Regions from separate parts of the Homo sapiens genome. Here region 2 is linked to region 1. The links are chromatin loops, found by intact Hi-C in ENCODE. Cell type or tissue: PC-3. All regions are shown on one strand.

What was found. A loop is a pair of places that touch in the nucleus more often than their neighbours do. Peaks named below come from ENCODE experiments on the same cell type or tissue, not always from the same donor. Only the 100,000 strongest peaks of a DNase experiment are listed, where the experiment ranks them.
Region 2: it touches region 1 in a loop (10-fold over the local background); 14 of 110 quality-filtered maps call a loop at or near these places.

The regions. Positions count from the first base shown.
Region 1 is chr13:101,140,132-101,148,131 of GRCh38, reverse strand. It overlaps NALCN (sodium leak channel, non-selective), which reads left to right. Exons shown (of 44, transcript NM_052867.4): 16 at 3,236-3,372; 17 at 4,911-5,052. Among named protein-coding and RNA genes, the nearest start is that of LINC00411, 200 kb to the right of the region's middle. In PC-3, a CTCF peak has its summit at 3,125 (motif pointing left); DNase peaks (open chromatin) are centred at 1,811 and 3,111; H3K4me3 peaks cover 529 bases; H3K27ac peaks cover 1,517 bases.
Region 2 is chr13:101,511,415-101,519,414 of GRCh38, reverse strand. The region is part of intron 2 of ITGBL1 (integrin subunit beta like 1); the gene reads right to left. Among named protein-coding and RNA genes, the nearest start is that of ITGBL1, 63 kb to the right of the region's middle. In PC-3, a CTCF peak has its summit at 4,535 (motif pointing left); DNase peaks (open chromatin) are centred at 4,524 and 6,524; H3K27ac peaks cover 2,023 bases.

The DNA.
Region 1 (8,000 bases):
GAGTCCTAGGAAACTAATGTATTGTGGATTCAATTGACCCGTAAGAAATTGCAGATGTTCAACTGCTTTGAGCCACACAAACAGCAATATTATAGGATTCATCCTACCATGTTATGAGCTTGTAAGAGGAAAACTTTGTCAGAGAAAGCTTCTGTGAGGAATTTCTAGTGGAACTGAAATCTAGAAAACAAGTAGAATTTGATGGAGTTCAAGAGAAAAAGAGGAAGAAAGGGGAACCCAGCAGAGGGCCAGCAGAGGGCCGGCAGAGGTGGGGGAGGCACAGAGGTTCTGAGGCAGAGGGTGCAGATGTTTCCAAGCAACTGAAGGATGTGACTGGAACCCGGTGTGGGGATAGAGCTAGCTGAGGCTGGACAGGCAGGGAGGGGCCAAAAAAAGGCCTCTGAGCCTAGATTGAAGATTGAGATTTTGACCAGGCATGGCAGCTCGCACCTGTAGTCCCGGCTACTCAGGAGGCTGAGGCAAGAGGATCCCTTGAGCCCAGGAGTTTGAGGCCAGCCTGGGCAACATTGCAAGATCCCATATCTTTAAAAAAGAAAAGTTTATATTTTTGTTTTTGTTTGTTAAAACAAAAGTTTTTTTGTTTGTTTGTTAAAAGCAGTGGGTAGCCAGGTGTGGTGGTGCATGCTTATAATTCCAGCGACTCAGGAAACTGAGGCTTGAACCAGAAGGCAGAGGTTGCGGTGAGCCAAGATCGCACCACTGCACTCCAGCCTGGGAGACAGAGCAAGACTCCATCTCAAAAAAAAAAAAAAAAAAGAGAGAGAGAGGAAGAAAAAGGCAGTGGAATGCCATTGAAAAGTTTTAAGACAGAGCGTGAGAAATGGCAATAACCGCAGAATGAAGAGCAGATTAGAAAGAGCTGAAGCAGATGGAGAAAGCACTGCAGGAAATGCAGGAACCCAGTGGTGCATTGGCCAGGGAGGCACTGGTGGGGATGCAGGCAGTGGGCAGGCCTAGAGGCTTTTAGGAAAGAACTCTGTGTTCTCATTTCAATGATATGTCCCAATTAATATACCATTTGCCCTTGTGTCTGTTTGAAGACATTGAATTCTCATAAAATATGCATACCAGTCCTGATACATCTAGAGCCCCCAAGTCAACTCTTCTGACCACGTGTGTCTATTCTGCTGCCCGTGAAGTCTCGTGGAGTAGAAGTAGTGCCTTCATTTTTTTTCTTATTTCTCTCTTTGCTCTATACCTTGTGTTTCCGAGCACTCTGTTCCTATATCTGCCAGAGTGGCCATTCTATTTTATTATCATTGTCTCTTTATAGAACTATCTACCCAGTTATACTGTGGGCTCCGTGAGGGCGAGTGCAGTGACTTATTTCTTTTTATATCCCCTGAGCTTAGCACAGAACCTGACCTGTAAGATTTGATTTATAAGTGACAGTATCAATGTATAAATAAATGAGTCAGCAAATGCATGAATTAACAATACTTTATTTCTGCTCTGTCTTATCACCTTTGGCCTGATATACCTGCCTTACACTCTGATCTGATCTAATAGATTAACTGCTTTTTCTACTTCTGCTCTATTTACCACTGACAAGTATTTTTCTACTAGTTGTATCAACTTTTAGAAAACAAGACTCTTCCTGGTAAATCTCTTTACTCGTGTGTGGAATCATTTTTCTAACTGTGTACCTCTCACAGAGATGCTACTACTTTTTGTTTTGTGTCTTTGGGAGCTAATTCCTTACCATTGTCATCATCATAACCATGGAACTGTTGAGAACGTGCCATTTTGCACACATTACTGCGTTGAGCACTCCAGTTAGGAAGGGAGGAAGGCAACGAACAGCAGTGACTCCTTCTCCAAATAAGATTACCATCTAAGACAGAAAAACCAAAGGCTACCCACAAAATCAAATCAGACTTACAAATGGCTAAGGTAAATGTTTATGTTACACAAAACAAAAACATAAGAGCGATTTCTGCAGCCTAATAAGAAAACCAGAAATCAGGATGTATAATCTCATCATGAGCTCACAACCAATAGGATAGTTGAGTCATCCATCATATTGAAATGGGAATGTTTCCCCAAAAAGAAGCCCTCCTGTTCTCCTTAGCCAATTTGTATTTCCACATATAGGAGGGATGCATTGCCATCTCTCTTCCTGTTTTAAAAGCTCTCTTGGCCTCTAATTCTTATCTTTCCATAATTCCTAAAACAAATTATAGAGTAAAACCATACCCAACAAGGAGGTAAATGAGTGGATGATTTTTGAAACCCACCCCCCAAATCCCTCCAAAAAGGCAGCCTGAATTACATGTACTCTTTGAAAGGCATCAGTGTTAAAAGATGCAGTTTGGGAAGCCGGGACAGAAGACAGGGCAGACGTGGGGAAGGGTGTTCCACTCTGCAGAAGGTCCTGGAGAAGGGGAGAGGTAAACAGAAGTAAAGAGGGACTCCAAGAGACGTCGGCACTGGGAGAGAAAAAGAGAGCATAGGAAAGTATAGCATGAATTCTGGAAGCCACAGTCCACCTTTGTAGTATCTTAGTTCAGCCTTGTTCCAGTTTATGATGTTAAACCTGAGCTTCCCTGAAACTCAATTTGTAGAAATATAAATATACACTCTTAAATAAATCCATTTGATTGTCATTCCTCACAAAGATATCATATGGCATTTAAGTTCGTCGTGTCCAAGCATGTTTGCAGCCAAATGGAAAACTCGCTGCATGGACCAAATGTGGTATTTGTGTTTTGAGCTTTTCTGTTTTAATCTGCTAGGCGACATAACCAATTTTCCTGCCATTGTCTCTCTTTACAAATGCTACTACTTAGTATGATTCTGTAGTTAATTTTTTTTAAATTTTTCATGGTTTTTAAAAATTTTTAATTCTAGCGTTAGGCATGTGTAAACAAATTTTATTGTTTAAATATGCAAGTAATAGTAAACCATTAAAAATGTCTGAGATGAAAAGAGACTTGTCTTTGGGAATAAAATGACATAAAGTTTTCCTTGAATTTTTTTCTGGTTTAGTTTTTTTGTTGTTAAGTTTTGTTTTTGTTTTTTCTGTTAACTCAAAAGTTTTAGCTCATAGAGCAATTTATGGCGGGCAAGAGAGGTATACTTGGTAGGCCTTTGCTGCCATCTACTGGCATTTCATGTAATTACTTATTGCTTCCATTCTAAAACTAATTTTGTGTAACGTATATAATAGTATTATAGGTTCCCCCTTTTTTTCTTCTTTCCAATTTTTCTTTAGTTAAAGCAAAGTGAAGCAAATGCGGACACCAAAGAAAAGCTCCCTTTACGCCTGCGAATCTTTGAAAAATTTCCAAACAGACCTCAAATGGTGAAAATCTCAAAGCTTCCTTCAGATTTTACAGTTCCTAAAATCAGGTACCAAAATACTTCTTTAATTGCATATTTCACATATATTGTAAAAGATTCATCATCTTAAATCTGATTTAACCCTTCTTTTAAGTATATGTGGGTTGGGTTTCTTTCTATTTTATTGTCATCTTTCTACTACCTCTACCTCTATTTAAAATAAATAAATAAATAAACAACTTTGACTCTTTTAAGCAATGTATTCACAGAAGAGTCACTTTATAACTGCAGTAGCCTAAGCAAGAAGGCTGCTTCCCATCGCTTCTCTCTGGGATGACTCCTCGGGAATGGGACATCCCAGGAAACTGGAGAAGCTGCTCAGTGTTGCAGGGATGGCAGGTAGACATCAATCTCAGACCCCAACCGTATGAGACTAAAATTGCCTCTGTGGCCCTTTTATTTTCAAGCAAACAGGGAAACCACAGCTGGCCCAGTTTGTGTACTACTACAGTGTTTATGGAGCCTACCATGTCAGGTTACCATATATAATTTGCCTTCCACTTTTTAAAAGAAGAACCGTGGCGTTTTTCCACTCATACTGATTTGATTTTCTACCACGTTTGCCCTCCAGTTAAGCAAATGCATAAAAGATGCTTTAAACACCTATTTTTAATAATAAAAGGAAATTCTTCTAGTTATAGCTCAAGAAATTACAAACAGAATTACAGTAATATGTTACTAGCTTTAAAAATAATTCTGTGGGGGGTTATAAAAGTATGAGACTATATATGGTGCCATAATATTTAAAATTCGGGTAGAAATATATTTGCATTTCTAATTTTAAAAAACAAAATTAATTGAATTTGGTAATTTGAAGAGACGTTACTTGAATTTTCGTTATGCTTTGAAGATCAGATGAACGCACTTGCTTTTGAGTCTTAAAATGTAAAATTCTCTCTTAGTCATTCTTATGATAAATGGACATTTAGAGAGAGCAACTAATTCTTCCAAGTCTTAGAGGGGGAAAAAAAGTGTTTTATTACCACAATAAGATTCAAAAAACTGGGCTGGGTGCGGTGGCTCACACCTGTAATCCCAGCACTTTGGGAGGCCGAACCGGGCAGATCACCTGAGGTCGGGAGTTCGAGACCAGCCTGACCAACATGGAGAAATCCCATCTCTAGTAAAAATACAAAATTAGCTGGGCGTGGTGGCGCATGCCTGTAATCCCAGCTACTCTGGAGGCTGAGGCAGGAGAATTGCTTAAACTCGGGAGGCGGAGGTTGTGGTGAGCTGAGATTGCACCATTGCACTCCAGCCTGGGCAACAAGAGTGAAACTCCGTCTCAAAAAAAAAAAAGATTCAAAAAACTACCATCGGTTACTGAGTAATATTGCTTGAAAGTTATTTCAAGGATATTGCTTTTTAAGCAGGAGTCACTGAGTTTCAGGAAGCTGTTGCTAATGAAATATTTTAGTCATGATCTAGTTTTCTATGATCTTTTATCACTGCTTTATCTTTGCTCAAGCAAACTCATCATTGCAAAATGCTGTCACTTGCTCCCTTCCACTAATAATGCCTGATGCACATATACTTCATTTGCAAAGGGAGAGTTTTATGAAGCAGTTTATTGACCGCCAGCAACAGGACACATGTTGCCTCCTGAGAAGCCTCCCGACCACCTCTTCCTCCTCCTGCGACCACTCCAAACGCTCAGCAATTGAGGACAACAAATACATCGACCAAAAAGTAAGATCTGCTGTTTCGAATAACCAGGCTTCTAAAAAGCATCTATGTTTGAGAAAAGAACCGCAGAGTTCTTTAGGGTCCTGGAATCCAATTTCTCAAGAGAATAATGAAAATAAAATGATTTCATTTGTAAAAGATATCATGAAACCTAACATTTTTTACTCTATGCATTGAAATTTTGCATTTGCCCGTGTAAGCTTTTGAGCTGCGCCACGTGGCAGCCATGCGACTTTGTAAACATCAAGAGCCTCCCAAATCTGCATTTTCTCAGGTGCGGAATAAAGGGCTGGGATCTCCAAGGCTCAGTCCAGGTGTAATGACCTGCCATCTCCTGCAAGTACAACTGCTTATGTCTACTTATTACATCAGAGAGGATACGAGAGCATGTTTCTCTAAAATCGGTCGAAAGAATTGCCATTTATTCAATGCTTAGTATGTGGCAGGAACTTAGGTGCAAGAGCTTATTCATGTTCTAGTTTACCTATTTCTTTATCATTTGAAAAGTAGAAGGGAAAATTTTTTTCAGATTCCACAGCAAAGTATCAGTAGGGAACCACATATAAATAAAGCAAATTTAGGTAATAATTTTAAAGAAATGTACTTTTTCATTTATTCACTTTTAAAAAAAATAATATAAGGGCTGTGTGCCATGGCTCACCCCTGTAATCCCAGCACTTTGGGAGGCCGAGGCGGGTGGATCACTTGAGGTCAGAAGTTCGAGACCAGCTTGGCCAACATGGTGTAACCCCATCTCTACTAAAAATACAAAAGTCAGCTGGGCGTGGTGGTGGATGCCTGTAATCCCAGCTACTCGGGAGGCTGAGGCAGGAGAATCACTCGAACCTAGGAGGCAGAGGTTGCAGTGAGCTGAGATTGTGCCACTGTACTCCAGCCTGGGCAACAGAGTGAGACTCCATCTCAAAAAAAAAAAAAAAAAAAAAGACATAGAATGTATTATCTAGGTATAATAAGTAAACATATTTATATATACACACATAGACATATAAATGTATATGTGTGTATATATGTATGCATAGTATCAAACTATATATATCAGCTTGGTCACATAATCAATGTCAGTTCAGTTAGAAAATGAAAGATTAATAATTGTCCTTTAATATTAAAGAGATTAAACAGTAGAGTTTGCAAAAACATCTAGTTCACTTGCAAGTATTCCACTTTGGCATTCCTAGAGTGTTTTTTATTCCTTTACATTGTTACTGCCCTTTTTCTTTTGCTTATAGTGAAATCCATATTTCTCTATGATCATGTGACAATAAAATGCCAACTGTTTCATCCTCCAGGATCTTCTTTCTCTCCGCTTTCTTTCCCTTCCCACAGGGATGAACCCTTTGGAATTCCCTCACCTTTCTCTTTATCTCGCCTCCCCTTTTTCTCCTCTTTCTTGCCTCCCCTTTTTCCTCCTTTTTCACCTCCCCCTTTTCTCCTCCTCTTTCTCACCTCCCCTCCCCTAATGTGATACTACTCCCGTTTACCTCTCCCCCAGCTCCCAGGTTCTCTGCTGTAGTTCAGTCATGTTGCTCTTGCTGAAAATGATGATGATTTTCTTTGCAGGATGTCTCTTCTTTTTCAAGGATTTCCATGTGTTGATTTTCCTTCAGCCATCTAGAGATGCTATTCTACTATCTTTGCAGAATCCAAGATTGTAAATGACAAGTCTGATGCCAATGTCATTTTTTTTTTAAGTAATTAGCCTTTTGGTTGGTAGACTTGGTTTGCTTGTTTCTTCAGGAAAACTTGTAAGATTTTCTGTGTATCCTTGGAGTTCAGAAGCTTTCTTAGAATATACCTTATATGTCTTTTTTCATCAGAACTGCTCCAACTAGAGTCTTTTCAGCTTGCCAACTAAGATATTTGCTCAGGGAAATTTCCATTTATTTTGCGTTCAATTGTTACTCTTCCATCTGCTTCTCTCTCCCCTGGGATTGCCATCTCTCTATTTTTGTTCTGTGCTTGGTCTTCCAGGACACTAATTAGATTTCAACTGAGGTCATCCTTTGCTTCTAAATTTCTCGTGAAAAATTATGATATGGACATATGACCCTTAACTATCCTTAAAGGCTTGCATATTACCCTTAGCTGTCCTTAGAGGCTTTACTTTTATCTTTTATTTTTATTTTTTTAGAGATGAGATCTTGCTGTGTTGCCCAGGCTGGGGTGCAGTGGCTATTCACAGGCACGGCCATAGTGCACTATAGCCTTGAACTCCTGAGCTCAAGTGATCCTCCTGCCTCAGCCTCCCGAGTAGCCGGGACTATAGGCATGGCCACCATGCCTGGCTTTTTTGATTTTTTTAAATTAAACTTATCACCTCTCTTCTTCACAGTTATAATCCACTCAACACTGTGCATGGGGCATGGAAGCAGAAGGTCATATGTCAGTGGATAAACAAGTGGGAAGATAGTGCCTTGGCTTCAGCCAGTCAGTCTGAAATTGCAGTTTGCGTGGACTAGAAAGCAGGTTGTTTTGTTTTGTTTTGTTTCCAAAGCAGATTGTAAGCCAGAAGTCTGGGCTGTCCTTGTGACCACTTATCTCCAGGAAGAGGATAGAGAGCTGATTTCCATTATGGCCAAAGTCACAAAACCATGACATGCTTTTAAAAATCACTGGTAACACTACCCCACTGGAAACACAAAATTGAAATATGAGTTTATTTTCTCTCTAAAAGGAAATGTGATTGTTTCTCACATTTCCTGAACACAGTATTTTGATTTGGTGAGGACAAAGATAAAAAGAGTCTTGAGAGGCATGTGCCGGGCTGAGGAGGAGTCTAAAGAGAATGTGGCCCGCCCCTCTGTGCGCCCGCCCGAAGCGAACCCTCCCCAGGTACAGTTGGAATAACACGTTTTATCCCATACAACATGTCTTATTGCTCCCACTTGGAAAGTGGAATGTCAAAAACATACTTTTTCTTCATCAGAGGACCC
Region 2 (8,000 bases), 370 kb before region 1:
ATATGACTACTTAGATTTAACCTAATTAAGATTTTAAAAATTAAAAATTCAGTTTTTAATTTGCACTACGCTTATTTCAAGTGCTCAATAGACAACCATACTGGGCATTGCAAATGAAGAACATTTTCATCACTGCATATAGCTGTATCAGGCAGCCCTGGGGTAGACTATGGTGCCCTTAGTGCAGTATTCTCATATCAAAAACATTTTTGCAGAGGCCCGGGTACTGTCTCTCACATCACCCCCAAAAAGGTTTATTTTCAAAATATTTCCAGGCTCCCCTTGATATTCCATTACGGATTTGAACATACGTATTTTTAATGCGTACCACTGACTTTATTTTTAAAGTTTAGTATCTATTAGAAAAAGGAGTATTTTCTGCATGTGGGTGTGCATGTATCTGTCTTTACAACAATTACTTTAAAACATCAAGAACTGCCTTCAACTTGTATGTCTAAGTATAATAGCTAAAAACATAGTGCAAGTCCTAACTGTGGTAACTAGCTGAGTAATTGGAAAAGTGATTTGAGCAGTTTCCTCAACTGTAAAGTGGAGATAAAATAGTAAATATCCCCATGAGATTATTGGATTAAGCAAGACAGTGTTTACAATGTACTAATATGGTCTCCAACACATAGTAAGAATGTAATTAATGTAAATTATTGTTACATTGATAAAAACATAAATGCCATTATATTTGAATTAGACTTTGTATGGCAGAATTACATTTTCTCAAGGCCAATATTATACATACCTGGGGGATCCCTGTCTAAGACAAACTGAAATGATATCCTCAGTAATGGTGCTAATCAATATACTGTTCTTTTTCTCCCCTTGAATTGGCTTTAAATGTTCACCAGGTAATTAATCCAAATCAATAATTAAGAAGATTCTGAATGACAGGAGCAATAACACTGATTAGATTAAGATAAATACTCTGGAGTAGGTATCAGTTGATACCATTTTAAACGTGACTCTTAACTGTTTGGACAGATGACAAAAGTACCTTGGGAAAACAGAGATGAATTAGATTTATCCAGCAACATAACAATGTATGTATATGAACACTTCATGTATTATGTATCTTAACATAACGATTGATGGTAATATACTTTTTAGTGATTATTTTTAATCAAATTATTGCATACTAAAAAAGTTCCTTCAGGACAAAAATGCATGATTTTATGGTTCCTTATAATTGAAAAAAGGAATTTACAAGCTTTTGCTTTAAAAAGAAGAGGAAACATCGGTTGTACTGACCAGGAGTCTCAGTTTAATGATTGGTTCCTTTCTTAACATTTTCATCTGAGGTCAAATCTCTGAGAAACAACAAACATGTAGTCATTTTCTCAAGTGTGGAGAAGACCGAAGAGGAAAAAATTTTGAGGGACACTTCACGGCAGGTACACACCAGCTCACGTCATGCCATAACATGGCATGGGGGAAAGAAAATGGCCTATTGGTGGGGTGAAGGGGCAGTGCTGTGGGGACTTGAGCCACCACTGATCCACTGTGGACAGATGCCTTGGTGCACATTTCAGCAAGGCTGGCACAGGTAAGTAGCCACCCAGGACAGAGTCCTCTCCAGCCCTACCCCCAAATAATGTAGCACTCTCTGAACCCATTGTAATTCACTTGCATTCTCATGGAAAGGAAGAACCCTGAATTGGCCAAGATTAACCCTCCACCACACTGGCTGAATTACAGAATTTGGACCACACAACTCATAATCAACCTGTATTTCTTGAACATCTGGATTTGCAGTCTAAGATCCTTATCCTTTACATATGTCAGGATGTAGGATTATGATATCATTTAGTGGTCCTGGTTTACAAGACAGTGGTTCTCAAACTTTGAGTGCTTCTCAACCCATAGTGTAGTCACAGTCATGAGAGAGAGCTTACAAAACTACTGAGGTCTGGTTGAATCCCAGTCATTCTGATTAATTGGTCAGTGATGCAACCTGAGTATTAGGAATTAAAGAGCACCCCTAGATGAGCGTAACGTGCAGTCACAATTAAGCACCAGTATTCTAAGTTAAATTTTATATTTTATTTTTTGAGAGGTCTTAAAGTCTTGAAAAAAATAAACATCAATAGCTTCAGATAGGAAGGTCTCTGGATATCATTGGTGGCTTTAGGCATAGGTACTGATGTAGGATTTAAGAGCTGGGTGATGCAGGTCCTCTCGCTCGCCACTGTCTCTCTGTGTTGGGAATTCAGTTTTTTGGTCTCTTGCCTGAAATGCAAATATAAAATATAGCTAGGGGCAGACAGAAGCAAGGTGAGGTTGGCATATCCTCAAGTCATTCTTTTCTTCTCATACCCAGAATCAGTGAAGAGAAAAGCCACATTTCTCCCTAGTGACCAAGGAAGCTTAATGTCACCTTGAGTGCAAGAATATTAGCCATAGAAACCTTTGCAAATAAATGTCAGGAGAAGCTTTTAAGCCAAAGTTCATTCTCTGCCAATTTGATTTCACACAAGCTAGATAGGAATAAACTTTCTCTCTAAGTGGTAAATACATACAATTGGAGTGGTATCTAAGAATGCTGAATTTCAAAATTAGAGCAATTATTCAGGAAACTTAGGAACCCAAATCAGTTTACATGGAAGTGTGTGAACATACTAATTAAAACATTTCCAGGTATTTTTTATTCCTAGACAGTATAAACTTAGAAATAATATGATAATTAACAAAGATGTTCCTGAATAAAATCTATCTAACCCTGAAAATTTGCCTTGCTTGTTAATTCAAAGACTTCTAAGAGGAACATAATACAGTTAGCTTTTGGGCTATGATAATATCCAGTCACTATCAAAATTGGTTGTTGCATTTTTTCTACCTTTTCTTTTGCTTGTGCATATTTTTAAAATGCAGTCAATTACTAGTTGCGATATTGTGGATTTCCTTGAGCAGAAATTGAATGCAAATGCCTGGTGAACATTATCAGATCAAAATCCCACTGAATCATCAGGACAAACTGGACTGGATTTGTTACTATGTGATTCTGAATAAAACTATTCAAATTTCCAAAATAGATTGTATACAAAGATAGTTTTATAACCGCATTTCATTTAGACATGATAATCTAACCCTAGAGATTAGAGTGCTTTTTAATCACAATTGTCTCATGAAAAGAAAGCAAAGGATGGGACAGAGGAGGATTTAAACAAAGAAAGCCTGCTTTCAGAAAAACCGTTTTAAAAACACATATCAAAACATAATTCAAAACACTGCTTTAAAACTATTTCAATAAATACAAGGTGCACCAAAATTAGCTCATTTTTATTCTCTTTTTCTAAAGAAAAAGTACAATCAATAATTCTCAGACCAGAATAACATAATGGATAAAAAAAGGGGAACAGATTGTTTTATTTTCTTCTGCAACACAACATTGCAGTCTCACAGTCAAAAAGACAGCATCTAGGTGTGGGTGTATAATTGAGTTAGTTAATCAGGCCTTCCATGTTGCTATCCTCTTTGATGCACATTTAAGTGCAGAAATATAAGTAATGTGTTCTAGAAGAAAAGCAATTGAAAAAGGTAGAATGGTTAAATGCCATTTTCGGTTACTGATGATAAATGAATTGTAATTTTTAAAGTACATCGCAGAGAAGATCAATCTGATGACTCATATGAAATGTTTCACCTAGATTCAAAGAGTTCCTAAAGAAACTTCAAAGTCTGTTCCGCTGTCAATTACAACAGTTTCACTATTGGCTAACCCTACCCTCTACTGCACAGCAGAAATATGTCTGCATACATAAATACTTTGGTCAGCACCTGGTCAGTACAAAACCAAACAAATTACCATCAATGAAAGAAAAAGAAAAAAAAATGGCAGATACCTTTGCTGCTTCTAAAACCCTGAGAGGTATCCCAGCATGTCTCAGTAACTGCAAATGGTTCTCGGCTAACACAACCCAACAAGAACTAGTGGAAAGACTCACCAACGAAGCAATTCTTTGTTTTTCTCCAATGGAACTATTTCTTACTACCAACACACACTTAAAGAAACCCTACCATCTTGTTGTCTAAAGTTTTGTGTACCATCAAAATGCTGGGCTAAAAAAAAAAATACCCGGGGTTTTAATAGAGGATTATTTATATAGCTAGCTTGTGATAAAAAATTGTACTCCTATGACTAGAATCAGTTGTATTTTACATCATTCATATGTAAATAATGGATTTACATCCAGATTTACTAACATTAATATTTAAAATGTGGAATCACCAATTAAGTATTATAAGTCTTATCATAACCTCCCAAAACAAAGACAAAACCAAACATAATTTCATAACTTTATTTTAATGAAAGTGTTGAGTATCCCAAATTGGTTCATTGTAAGTATTTTATATAAGAACACAATGGGTTTGGAACACTTTCACTCTAGAGAGAACTATATCATAAATTCCTATAATATTTTCTATTTGATGGTGAACTTTATGTTAGTTGCACTTTGTATTTTCATACTTAGATGGAAGGAATATGGGAGCCCTCTGGTGGCCAATATTAAAGTGCTTATTAGTACAACCCAAATTCCCCTAGCCTGGGACCTCAGGAGCAAAGGTGGATAGAAGGAATGGAAGGCATCTAAGTTGGAATAAGTGAGGGTACACACATACCACACCCATGTGTATTCCAGTTTTTAAGGCAGTATATTTAGTGGTCATTTCAGGTTCAAGGTTAAACTTTCATATATGAGGGATAACAAAGAAATTGAAATTCAGACAATAAATAGATGTGATGTTGACAACAGCTAGGGGGAGAAATATGGAAATTTCATAATATTAACAGATACGGTTATTAATAGATACAATTAATTTGTTTTTATATTTCTCATCATTTGTAGAGTAGCTTGTTAATATCTCTCACTACACAAATGACATTAAAGAAGAAATGAGAGACTTTAGGAAATAAATTAGCTCCTAAAACTGATTCCTAACCAAAAAAAATAATAATAATTTGATGTCATTCATGAAACAGCACCTTTGTGACTTAGAAGTGTTTATGCACTTCTAAAGTGATTAGTTTTTTCCAAGGGAGATAATTATTCCCTCTAAAGTACTAAGTCATGGCAATTTCAGTGATGAAACTTAGCAAATTTTTAACAGATGTTAACATTCTGACTGCTTTCAAACTGCAAGTTTCCCTTTATCTTCCATCAAGCAACCAAATTATATCTAACTATTAAATTAGCATACACCAGCCAACACACTTCTTCATACAATGCAAGAATATGGGGACGTTTAGGATAGAATATTTAGGATATAGTTATTTTGTCTCACTTTAGAATGTGTCTTCATTTATAGGTCATCAAATGGAAACACAGAACATGTGTTTGTGTTTACAGATGTGTTAACTATCACAATTGCCACAATAATGCAAAAGATATTAAATTTAGGGCATTAACTTTATATGATGAAATTCACATTGAATAAACAAACACTATATAAATATTTATTTAAATATGCACTTCATTCTCAGTTATTGCAGAAAAATAAAAATAATTATACATTACTAAGTTGTTCTTTGAGATCAGGAGTATCACATGTATGATATTTTCCAAGATCACTTAAATCTAGAATATTGGTGCAAAATAATTACTGCAGATGTGAATAATACATCCTCGTTAACAATTCATTACTTGTTGGTCAATTTCAGAACTTGATTTCATGGGGTCAATGGTTCTTCATTAATTTGAAGTATAATAATTACTGACCATTTTAAAGGCTTTAGACTTAGAAGTGCAAGAGCATTATAAAGGCAGAGGAATTCTAGCCATAAGTAATTTTGATTAATGAAAATGATTTTAAGGAGTATATAATTTCTCTTTTAAAATTATAACATTCTCTTAAAGACATAATACGTTGGATAAAATTTTTGGTATTTTGTCTTCCAATGATCATCATGATCAACAACAAAATTTTGGCACCATGTAATAATTTTCTTAAATTTCAGTGTACACAGGAATCACTTGGGAGGCTTATTGGATCCCCAAGCTCCATACCCAGTAATTCTCATTTAGTCTTACTGGTCTTACTGTGTACCTGCCTTATGCCATAAGCAGTTGCACACCTACCCAGACTCATCAATATCACCTTCACAGTATAACTCACATCTGTCACACCTGAGAGGCATTTGTTACATACTATGGGGGCAACACTTTTTCATTTTTATTTTTAAATATCCCTCTTCACACTCTCTGGAATATCAGGCAAGTCCTAGGTTCCACTGAAGAAAAAGGAATTATACAAACCCATTACTCATAGAGGGTTCCTTAGGGGTGTGTGCCATAGTACTGTACACTCAAAGGCTGTTCCTTTAGAAGTTCTCATCGATAATGCCTAAATAGGTGGACCCATAGTTCTTGCAAGTTAAAGTTGTTGACAAAATGCTTGCCAAATGAAAGAATGCAAGATTTTTAGCAAAGAAAGAAGCCCCAGACAAAACGATTCACCAGCACAAACAAAAGAATTTCCTGCCACACAAATGGGCAGGACACCAAACCACTGCTATGTCCTGGTACAGGAAACACCCAAGCAATCTTTATAATTTATTCTGTTATAATATATTCTGAATCCCAGCTTCAAAGAATGAGGCACAGATGCAGGACCTGGGGGAGGCTTTAGCATGCAGATTGACTTAAGGGAAGGTAATTATAGATAAGAATCCACATACCTCAGAACATTCAGAACAGAAAAGACATCTTCCAGTCAAAGAATAACTACATTTCCTTGCAGCACTCTGGCTCTCAAAACAAAAGGTCAACCACCCCATGGGAAGGGTCCTTGTGCTCACTCACAACCTATGAATGACAATCCCACAGTCCTAAATCTTTGATGAGGTGTTTAAATACAATCTGTATCCAATTCCGATGAAAAGCTTCATGTCCACTCAAGGTTACCTAACCATTTGTTCACTAATTCTCAAGGAAAATAAATAAATTTGTGAAACATAAATCTTACAAAGCAAATAGACCTAAATCCACATTTCTAAATTTGAAACATCATTCAGAAAATGGAAATTCTTAAGTACAGGTAAATCTTAGAAGAGACGTGGAGACAGAAATTTCCTGGATGGTGAGTGGCCTGAGGAGAAGCACGAGTGGACCCAGAATGGGAATAAAAATAGAAATAAGCGAGAAGTGAGGAAGAAATACAGAAATAACCCAGCAAAGGCAAAGTAGAAATAACATGCAGAAGAAGAGATCAGATCATCAAACACAAAGGCAAGTGGAAGAGGGATATCCATCTGAGCTTGGAAGTAAAATGACTTAAATGAGGATAGAAAAAATAGGACGAGTAGTCGAATTACAAAGAAACACAAAATCCACAGGAGTAACTGCTACTATTTGTCAGAGGGGTATTATTTCAAATTAGAATGACAACATTCAAATTAATCTGCAGACTGAAAAGGAAATTGCACATTTTGGTATGTCTGAGAGAAGGAATTCTTCCTCCCTTAGCTGATGCCATCAAGGAGACTTCTGGTTTTCATTTTCCAGTGCAGCATAACAAATGACCACAAACAAGATGTTTAAAGTAACATCTACTCATGATCTCACAGCTCTGCAGATCAGGAGTCTGGGCACAACTTAGGTGGGTATTCCACTCAGGAGGCTGACATGAAGGTGCATGTCTGGCTGCATTCTCATCTGGAGACTTGAACGGGGTAGACTTTACCTCCCAGCAACCACAGGTTGTTTGTGGAATTCATTTCCTTGTGGCTATAGGATGTATGGAAACTTGCTTCTTCAAAGCCAGGAAAGGAGGGCGAGAGTCTCTGCTGCTTTGAAGCTCTAACTCCAGGGAAGGCCTGGCTTTTCCTTTAAAGGGCTTACCTGATTAGGTCAACCCCACCCAGTAAAATTTCTCTTTTGATTAGCTCAAAACAAAAGGCTAGGGACTTAATGCTTCTGCAAAAATCCTTTCACCTTTGTGTATAAGTTAACAAAATCACTGGAGTGACATTCTATCACTTTTGTCATATTGTA